Linked DNA regions of Homo sapiens: all the other regions are linked to region 2. The links are chromatin contacts, found by Hi-C or POLR2A ChIA-PET in ENCODE. All regions are on one chromosome and are shown on one strand. The core of a region is the stretch at or near the end of the contact, and the rest is flanking DNA. Distances in the headings are between cores, read along the strand shown.

Region 1 (3,301 bases), core at 714-3,213, 300 kb before region 2:
TGAAGGAGGAGGACATCAAAGTCTTGTCACTATTACCAGTGTGGATTGAGCAGAAGGCCGCACAGAGAGGGCACTTCAGTCATCAAGGAAAAAAAAAAGAGAAAGAAAGAGAAAGATTAAAGATATTGGCTTATCAACCCAAAGGCAGTACCAGGTGTTTTATTATTATTTTTTTCAACAATGTAATAAGCATCAGGTGGCTAGCTCATCAGTGAGTGTCCTTGTTAAGTGGATGTACATGAACCAGGTCACAGACTGTTCCCTTTCCACCTTGGCCCCATTCTGAACTTTGTCCTTAACTACCTTTATGTTCACTTTCAGCTTGACCACCCCTCTTGCCACCCCACCCCTGGCCTCCCTTAGCCTCCAGGGGTTCTGTTTTGGTGCCTTCCACGACCTCTCTTTGTGAAGAGCAGTAGAGCTCCACATCTCCCACCCCTCAGCATTGGCTTGTCTGTATTTTGCCTCTGAGACTCCACTGGCTTGCTGGAAGAGGTGGAGATGCAACCATTTGAACAGGGGTTTTCTGAGATCGAAACTCCATTCCACCAGTTTTAAAGAGTGACACTGCATAAAGCACATAAGGCTTCTTCCTGACCATCCTCACACACTGCTCTTGGAAGCATTCTTAGAATGGATTCGCTAGAAGCAGGGATTCTCATACAAGTGATTTATGGAGGGAGGCTCTTGGAAGAAAATCCTTTAAGGAAGCGATGGAAACAGGGTAGGGAAGAGGAAGAAGAGAAGATGTGGCTCAGCTGAAGTCTCATCTTAGCCTGTTCCCAGGGGGAGCTGGAAAGTATGAAAGGCAACACAAGGTGGTCCCCACTTCTGGCCTTTGTACCCTGTATCAGTCACCTGTTAGCTGCAGCTGCCTCAGGGTAGTAGGCTGACATTCCAGACACTTCCTGCCTCAGTGGCTCCTGCAACAGGCCAAGGGCAGTTCTCCGGGTAGCAGCCAGGTGGCTTTTGCATCAACACTGACAGCAGCTGGGAGACGGAGGCATCATCCTGTCATAGGGGCTTTGGGCAGGTCACTATGGAGGGTCAATCCAGTGATTTACCAGAAGACTGTAGAAAATGTTCTTGTCGTTTAATCTAGCCGCTTTGTGTTTAGGTCTTTATCCTGAGGATTATATCACGAATTTGTGAGAAGTTTTGTTGTTGTCATCATCAACATAACCACCGTCATCATCCTCTGTTGAGCGTGTATTTGCAGAGCACTTTACAGATACTGTCTCATTTAATCCTTTCAACCATTCTGTGAGGTTTAGAGAGAGAATTACTCTTGCCTTCGAATGCAGGGCTTGACAGTGGCATGTTCAGGGGATATTCATTGCAATATAATTTACAGTAATAAAGATTTGGAAAGAATCCATTTCTCCAACACTGGGTGCAGAGAGGTAAATTACTTACCTCTGTAGAATGGCATAATGCGTAGACCATAAAAATGCTATAATAATACAGAGGTGAGTCCACAATACACTGCTAAGTGGAAAAATTAGGCCACAAAGCTGCATTATACCGGTGCGTGCGTGTGTGTGTGTATGTGTGTGTATGTGTGTGTGTGTGTGTGTGTGTGTGTGTAGACAATATGTTTTAAATATTAAGGGATATTTTTGTGTCCACATTTCCTTTTACCCTTTGTGGAACCTCCTCCCTACCCCCATCCTCTGTATTAAAGTTCAGCTCTTTGGTGCTGTTTGCCTCAGGGAAGGGAAATAAAATAGTAGGCAGTGGAAAAGTTGGAGGAGTAAGAAGAGGGGGAGGAGCTGGAAGCAAGGCGAGACGACCTGGTCCTGGGATCTAGCATCCATCCATGGACCACATCCCCTTGCCCCCCATTTTCTCCCAATCCTATTCCAAGAGGGGAGATTGAACTGGAGATTTTGAATTTCTGCCTGCAGGAATCAAGAATCACAACAGAAATCAAGCTGAGCTAGAGGAAATAAAGATCTATTTCTTGCCTACATAAAGCTTTGGATGGGGATTTACACCCACTGCTTGTGAACAGGAAAAGAGTAAAAGGAAATACCACAAAATGATGATTCAGTGGTTATCACTGAGTGATTTGTATTTCCTTCTTGGTGCTTTCCTGTGTGTTTCGTGTTTTTTTTTTTTCAGTAAAACATTAATTTTGAAGTCAGAAAAAAGTTTTTTCAAAAAATTTAGAGAGTACTTTATTAGTTTCTGTGATCAAACTCATGTAGATAAGACTTTACATATTTAATACAGTGTGTTACCCTTGTACAAATGGAAAAAAAATAAGTTTAACTTTTCTAGAGCAATATGGTTGTTAATTTCTGTACAATGCCACCTCAACATGGTAAACTGGAATATTTTTCCAAAGTGGATAGCACAGCTAAAGTTTCCAAAAATTCAAATTATATGTAGACCAATAATAGCAGTATGTTATGCATTAATAGCAGCAACAGCTTAGGAAAAAGTTATATTTAAAATCTTTCTCTTAAAGGGAATACTCATACACAGTTGGGAATGTAAATGCATTCAGCTACTGTGGAAAACAGTTTGGAGATTTCTCAGAGAACTTAAAACAGAACTACCATTCAACTCAGCAATCCCATTACTGGATATATACCCAAAGGAAAATAAATCGTTTTACCAGAAAGACACGCACACTCATATGTTCATCACAGCACTATTCATCACAGCAAAGACATGGAGTCAACCCAGATGCCCATCAGCAGTGGATTGGGTAAAGAAAATGTGGTACATACACACCACAGAATACTATGTAGCCATAAAAAAGAATGAAATCATGTCCTTTGCAGCAACATGGATGCAGCTGGAGGCCATTATCCTAAGTGAATTAACACGGGAACAGAAAACCAAATACCACATGTTCTCACTTGTAAGTGGGAGTTAAGCATTGGGTACATATGGACATAAAATAGGAACAATAGACACTGGGAACCACTAGATGGGGGAGAGAGGGAGGGAAAAAAGAGCTGAAAAACTACCTATTGTGGACTATGCTCACTAACCTCTGCATCACACAATATAACCATGTAACAAATTAGCACATGCTCTGAATCTAAAACAAAGGTTGAAATTATTAAAAAAAAATCTTTCTCCTCCTTCTCCTCCAACAACAAGAAGAAGAACAACAACAATACCAGCTTATATTTATTAAGGAAGCTTAATATGTCAAGCATGGGGCTGGCCACTTCATATTACCCCATTCATTCCTCCCAACTCCCCTATGGGGTAGGTACTATCATTCTTGCATTTTACAGATAGGAAATTTGAGGCTCGGAGAAGTCAAGCAGCTTACCCAAAG
Region 2 (3,039 bases), core at 19-2,518:
GGGGGAAGAGAAGTAGGAGGAGAGGATGGGGCGGAGGAGAGGCGGGGGGCGGGGGAGGGCAAGCGGGGGGCGCCGCTACCCTTTCATCCCACCTCCCAAAGGCACTCCCGCGCGCACTCACACGCCGACTCACATCCATAACCGCGACAGCGACGCGACCCCCGGGGGGTATCTGCCCCCTCTCCGCCCCCGCCACTGCCGCCACTCGGATAAGTCTCCTCTCTGGGCCCCCCGCCAACCCGGTCACCGCGCTGGGGAGGGGGCTCCGGCGCAGGGCGCGCAAGGCTGCCCGGCCAAGCCCCCCGGAACGCTGGGCGCCGGGTCCGCCGCTCCCCTCCGCGCCGGCCCCTAGCGCGCCCCGAAATAGCCGGCCTGCCAACTTCAAAGGGCCGCCCCGCACATCAAAGCGCGCGGTCCGCCCGGCCGCCTCGGCCTCGGCACTCACCATTGATCCCCGCGCGCGCTCGGCGGCGAGACCTCGCAGGCGCCCCTGGCAGGGGCCCGGCCCCGGCCCCCGGCTCGGCTCGCGGCGGCAGCCCCGGGCCCCCCCGGGCCGGCCGCGGCGTCGGGGAACATGGGGAGTCGTGCGGCGGGGGAGGGGGTGCGGGAAACAACAATCCCGGGTTCAGAGCGAAAGCCACCGGCCGGGGAGGGGGAACGGCGCGCCCCGCCGCCCCTTTTATGCAAAAGATCCGAGCGGGCCTCCGCCCCCGCCCGGCCCGGCTTTCAACGCAGGTCCTGTTTCCAGCAGTCACTCGGCGCACCAAATGTCCTCCGGGCGCTTCCAACAAAAACTGCGCTGTGGATTTAACTGTGCACTTCAAAGGCGCGAGCCGAGCGCACGGTCCTGAAAGGGAGGTACGCGCCGGCCGCGCCCCGGGCCGCCCCCCGCAGCCCCGCCACCGCTCCGCAGGGCCGCCCCGCCCGCGCCCCCCTCCAGGCCCGGCCTCCGCCTGGCCGGGCCCCCTCCCGCCCCCCGCGCCCACGCCGCGGCTCGGCGCGACCTCGCCCCCTGTAAGAGGGGGGCTTTCTTTGAAGCGGCTCCGCTGGGGCCGAGCTTCCACCCCCACCTTTTACAGCAGGGCCTTCGGCGGGCGCCTCGGCCGCCGGGCGGCCCCGAAATCCATCGCTCTGAGGGGTTATTTTTATTTCCCGGCTCTCGGGCTGTTACTGAGTTGCCAGGACCTTATCAAAGCGCAGCCGGCTCCAGCCGACTCCCCCGGGCCAGGCTCGCGGAGCCAGTGATCCCGCCGCGCCAATCACAGCCGCGCTCGGCCGGCCCGCGCCGCCCGCCTTAAAGGGACAGCGCCCCGCGCCCGCCCCGCCCCGCCCCGGCCCGCCCCCGCCGCACGCTCCGCTCCCGCGTTAACCCTTCCCCGGCCTCTCCTCCGCCCCCTGCCAGCCCCCCGCGGCCCCGAGGGCATTCTCAGCCCGAGTTCTGATTTCTTCTTTTAAGTTCTCCGGCCTCTTTGCTCCCGCCTCCTCCCCCTGCCTGCCCTCGCTCTCCCCGGCTCTGGAATGCAACAGTTTCTGGTAGCATTATGGCCATCGCAAGAACTGCAAGCAAGCAGATTTTTTTTTTTCTATCATCAAACGCTTTTCTACCTCTATTCAAGTTTCCCTGGGAATTTGGGCTTGGAGGACTTTATAAAGGGAGTTCCGGCCCTGGGGTTGGCTGGCCCGCTGTCATAGGGCGGACTCGGGCCCAGCCGCTGGAGGCGTGTGCATGCCTGTGCGCGCTTGTGCACGTGCATCTGAGTTCGGGTAAATATAGGACTGCAGTTGGTGGATGAATTGCGTTTGTGCATGTGTGAAAGTGGGGTGTGAATCCGCCAGTATAGGCCTGAGTGCTAACACCAGTTAGGAGGCATACCTCAGTGCCCTGAAGACCTAGGTCCAGCTTCCTAACCTGCTGGCCATAAGACCCTCGTAGCGGCACACATTGGCCATCTCTCCCAAACAACTGCATACCCGTTACTCTTCCAAAGTCCCCTCTTCTGCCATATGTTACATATTAAACCGATAGGAATATCTTTTTTCCCACTCCAAACGACAAGGCATGCATGCCGTTTTAATGTATCGAAAACTCCTCACCCCATTGTCACCTTTGAATTTCTCCCACATTTGCCCAAAAACGTTTATAAGGCACACACAACCTTCTCTTCTCCGTTAAAATGAGAAAATATGTCACAAACCCAGAGCATTGTGTATTTATTCTGCTGCTGCTATAGAATGATTCCTTATGTTATGAGCGAATAATTAACTTTTCTTCCTTTTAAAAAACAAAGGGCCGGGGACGGTGGCTCATGCCTGTAATCCCAGCATTTTGGGAGGCCCATGCTGGAGGATCATCTGAGGTCAGGAGTTCGAGACCAGCCTGCCTAATATGGCGAAACCCCGTCTCTACTAAAAATACAAAAATCAGCCGGGTGTGGTGGCACGTGCCTGTAGTCCCAGCTACTCGGGAGGCTGAGGCAGGAGAATCGCTTGAACCTAGGAGACGGGGGTGGGGGGGTTGCAGTGAGCCAAGATGGCACCACTGCACGCCAGGCTGGGTGACAAAGCGAGACTCCCTCAAAAAAAAAAAAAAAAAACACACACACACACACACATAAAGGTGTGAACCAAAGAGATCCAAGAAGTGAAAGGCAGAGTCCTGGCCTCAGAGCTGTGCAAGGCTCTTACTCTCCAACTTAATGGATGACGAGCCCTTTTAAATGCGAGATGGCCTGTCATTAGGCCTTCAGAACTTTAAAACATGCAAGAATTGTGGCTCTATCTAGGTATCCATAGAAAAAGAGAAGGAAGAGGCTGGGTGTGGTGGCTCACCCGTGTAATCCCAGCACTTCGGGAGGCCAAGGCAGGCGGATCACCTGAGGTCAGGCATTCGAGACCAGCCTGGCCAACATAGTGAAACCCTGTCCCTACTAAAACTACAAATATTAGCCAGGCGTGGTGGGGGGCGCCTGTAGTCCCAGCTACTCGGGAGGCTGAGGCAGGAGAATCATTTAAACACAGGAGGTTAAGGTTGCAGTGAGC
Region 3 (3,095 bases), core at 49-2,548, 420 kb before region 2:
TCAATAACCATCGAGTATGTTTAAGAGAAAGTGCTTTATATAACAAAGCAGAAAGGCTCTTGATAATAACTTAGAGGCTTCATCCTTGCATTTTTCTCAAGATGAAAACGCTAACATAATGAGCTGTCAAGGTAGGTTCATCAATTGTAACAAATGGGCCACTCCAGTGGAGGATGTTGATCATGGGGGACGCTGTGCGTGCGTGGGGAGAGGGGATATATGACGTGTCCCTATACCTTCCGCTCAATTGTGCTGTGAACCTAAAACTGCTCTAAGAAATAAAGTCTATTAAAACAAGCAAACCAGCCAGCTGCAGTGGCTCACTCCTGTAATTCCAGCACTTTGGGAGGCCGAGGTGGGTAGATCGATTGAGCCCAGGAGTTTGTGAAACTCCCTCTCCACAAACAATTTTTGTAAAAATTAGCGGGGTGTGGTGGCACGTGCCTGTAGCCCCAGCTACTGGGGAGGCTGAGGTGGGAGGATTGTTTGAGCCTGGGAGGTTGTAGCTGCAATGAGCCATGATTACGCCACTGCACTCCAGCCTGGGTGACAGAGCAAGACCCTGTCTCAAAAAAAAAGTTAAACAACAACAAACCCAACAACCAACTAACCGAAACACTAAGAATCAGAGAAGTAAAATATAATTCGCTTCATCCAGACAGCTAGCCCGGTGAGGACTACAACCTTCCTCTCTTCCTTCTTCACTTCTTTGCTCTCTCTTTTTAAACCCACATCTTAGCAATTCCTCTGCTATTGGGTCATTAAATCGCCACCTCTAATTTTTTTTTCTAAGCATTTATTGAGGGCCAAGCACTGTGTTACACATCTCCTCATTAAAATGGTATAGCAACCTTTTCTGGTCGATATTATGATCCCATTTTTCAATTTTTACTTTTGAGTGAAGGACATTGATTCTTAGAGATTGTAAGGAACTTGCCCAAGGCTGCCGGCTGGTTAGTGGCAGAGCTGGGATGGGAAAGTCCGTATTTTCCACCGCGCTGTATTAGTGAGGGCTCTTTGTGTCACTTCTGTGCATAACTCCGCCCCAAGTTAAAAGGCTCGCTGCTCTCGACAGGTCCTCCTCCTCCTCCCGCTAGGTCCTCCTCCTCCTCCCGCCAGGTCCTCCTCCTCCTTCTCCTCCCGGGGCCCTGCCCTGCGGGTCTCACCTGCTGCTCCGCGGGGTCCCGGCGGGGGCCGGATAGCGCCCCCTGGCGGCAGGTGGGCGCCCGCGCAGCGCATGCTAATGAGCCCGCGGCGCCGCTCGCGGATTGGCTGGCGCGGATTCCAGCTGCTTTCCAAGTCAGCGGCGCCTAGTGAGAGTCAGGGGGGCCCGGCCCGCGCCCTCCCCGCCCAGCCGCCTCCCCGTCGACGCCCAGGGCTGGGGCGAGCCAGGCTGCCTTTCGAACTTGGGGGGCTTCTCCTCTTGTCTCCCACTGGTGCTCTGGCTGTGAATCCATCCAGGGGCCAGGATGACAATCCGACACCAAGGCCAGCAGTACAGGCCGAGGATGGCATTTCTCCAAAAGGTAACCCTGGCCCCTCACCTGGACCCTGGGAGGAGGGCGGGGGACCGCATCTGCGAAGCGTCCGAGGACAAGAGGGGCAGGAGTGGAGAGCACCCCTTTGGGTCGATTTGTGCTGCTCGATTTTATTAAGTGACTTCTTTGCTGTGTGTGTCGATATTGATGGCTATAATAATTAGGTTTTCGTGTGCCCTGCCTGTAGTGGAGAATCTGAAGCCAGCGCTGATGGTCTGCGGGAGGTGAAAACAACCTGTTACTCGGGAGAGGCAGGTTCAGTTCAGGCTGTGGCAGATTTGAGACAGCCTGCTGATATTGTTGTAAGACGACCAGATGTGACATTGCCATTTTTGCCTTTTTTTTCTGATCCCAAACTGCACTATTTTAAAGTGTGTGTGTGTGTACACATAGACCATGAAAACGGGGTGATTTGTAGGATAAAGGGCCACCCCATTTACAATGCCCTGAGAGCCCTCATTTGAGTGTGTCTATCTGTGCATCTCCTGCTGTCTGCGCTGGCGGCAGAAGTCCCAACCTTTTCGCTTCCCTTGCGAATGCTTTCCCAGACAAAGTGACCGGGCACAGGGTGTGCACACAGGATGGACATGTGGGAGGTGGAATGCACCTGTGGGGTGATGTGTTTGGGGACAAAGTGGTTCATTTAGTTCTGAGCTTCTGGTATAATCACTGTCCGATGAGATCTACAGAGGATTAGGTCCCGGGTCACATCTTTGTCCTTCCTCCCACCCGTAGCCACTTTTCACAGCGTAGTGTCCATCTTCTTAGGCTTATCTTGTTGAGTAGAATTAGTTGAATGTTTTGTGACAAGCTGAGCTCTCCCTGAGCCCCTGGAGCTCAGCAAATTTGTATAGTCAGTGACCGCTGTCCTGATTTGCCCAGGACTTTCAATGCTAAAACCTGGACAGTCCTGGGGACCCCGAGACGGTCGCATTTGGTCCACCTGTTTCAAGATGCTCGTGCTCATCTTCCGGGTAGCAGAGGTGTGGGTATCATCTGTAAAGCAGACAGGCTGAATGTTGTCTCACTCAGAAAGAACCCTGAGAGCCTGTATTGCAGATACCAGTTACTAAAAGCAGAAGAAACTGCCTAAGTCGGCTATCTCAAAGCCACACATCATCTTCCAGGATTTATCCTAGGACTGTCTCCTCCCAGGCAGGACAGCTCTGGCTTGGGGGCTCAGAGGGTAATTGTCAAGAGATAAATTCAGTTTGTTTATTGAATCTCTGGCATTCTTTTCCATCATGACTCTTCTCTGGTAGATTCTCCTCTCCTTACCTTGGTCTTCTGACTAGTGTCTTGGTCTCTAGTTTCTCTCCTCCACCCCAGGCTTCCCTCCTCCTCCCCAGCCACCCCTCCTCCACCCCAGCATCCCCTCCTCCACCCCAGCATCCCCTCCTCCACCCAAACTCTCCCTCCTCCACCTTAGTCTCCCTTCCTCCACCCTAACCTCTCCCTCCTCCATTCCAGCTCCCCTCCTCCACCCCAGCTCTCCCCCCTCCACCCCACCTTTCCCTCCTCCACCCCAGGTCCTCTTCCTCCACCCTGTCTTCCCCT

The links. Hi-C counts contacts between places; a loop is a spot of excess contacts on that map. ChIA-PET counts read pairs that join two places held with the same protein, here RNA polymerase II (POLR2A). Pooled maps may share reads with other maps.
Region 1: a pooled map shows a loop between it and region 2 (4-fold over the local background). The contact joins the enhancer-like site here to the promoter of AXIN2 in region 2. A Hi-C loop is called at or near these places in 10 of 168 maps with a recorded cell type or tissue (A673, Caco-2, HCT116 and 7 more), 12 of 37 single-sample maps with no recorded cell type and 12 of 50 pooled maps.
Region 3: a loop to region 2 is called in a pooled map, with 3 times the contacts of the local background. The contact joins the promoter of RGS9 here to the promoter of AXIN2 in region 2. A Hi-C loop is called at or near these places in 1 of 37 single-sample maps with no recorded cell type and 8 of 50 pooled maps. POLR2A ChIA-PET finds 5 or more read pairs at or near these places in 1 of 52 experiments (activated T-cell).

Annotation. Positions count from the first base shown.
Region 1 is chr17:65,260,433-65,263,733 of GRCh38, forward strand. No RefSeq gene overlaps it. Among named protein-coding and RNA genes, the nearest start is that of RGS9, 120 kb to the left of the region's middle. Within about 2 kb of position 1,964, at least 2 of the 41 ENCODE cell types and tissues checked have a DNase peak (open chromatin) inside an H3K27ac peak, as active enhancers do; they include A673 and endothelial cell of umbilical vein, where a contact is called at or near this core.
Region 2 is chr17:65,560,380-65,563,418 of GRCh38, forward strand. It overlaps AXIN2 (axin 2), which reads right to left and starts at 1,269. Exons shown (of 11, transcript NM_004655.4): 1 at 1,071-1,269. RefSeq lists a silencer at 1,283-1,432.
Region 3 is chr17:65,136,072-65,139,166 of GRCh38, forward strand. RGS9 (regulator of G protein signaling 9) reads left to right here and starts at 1,299. Exons shown (of 19, transcript NM_003835.4): 1 at 1,299-1,526. The coding sequence starts at 1,470. RefSeq lists a silencer at 989-1,488.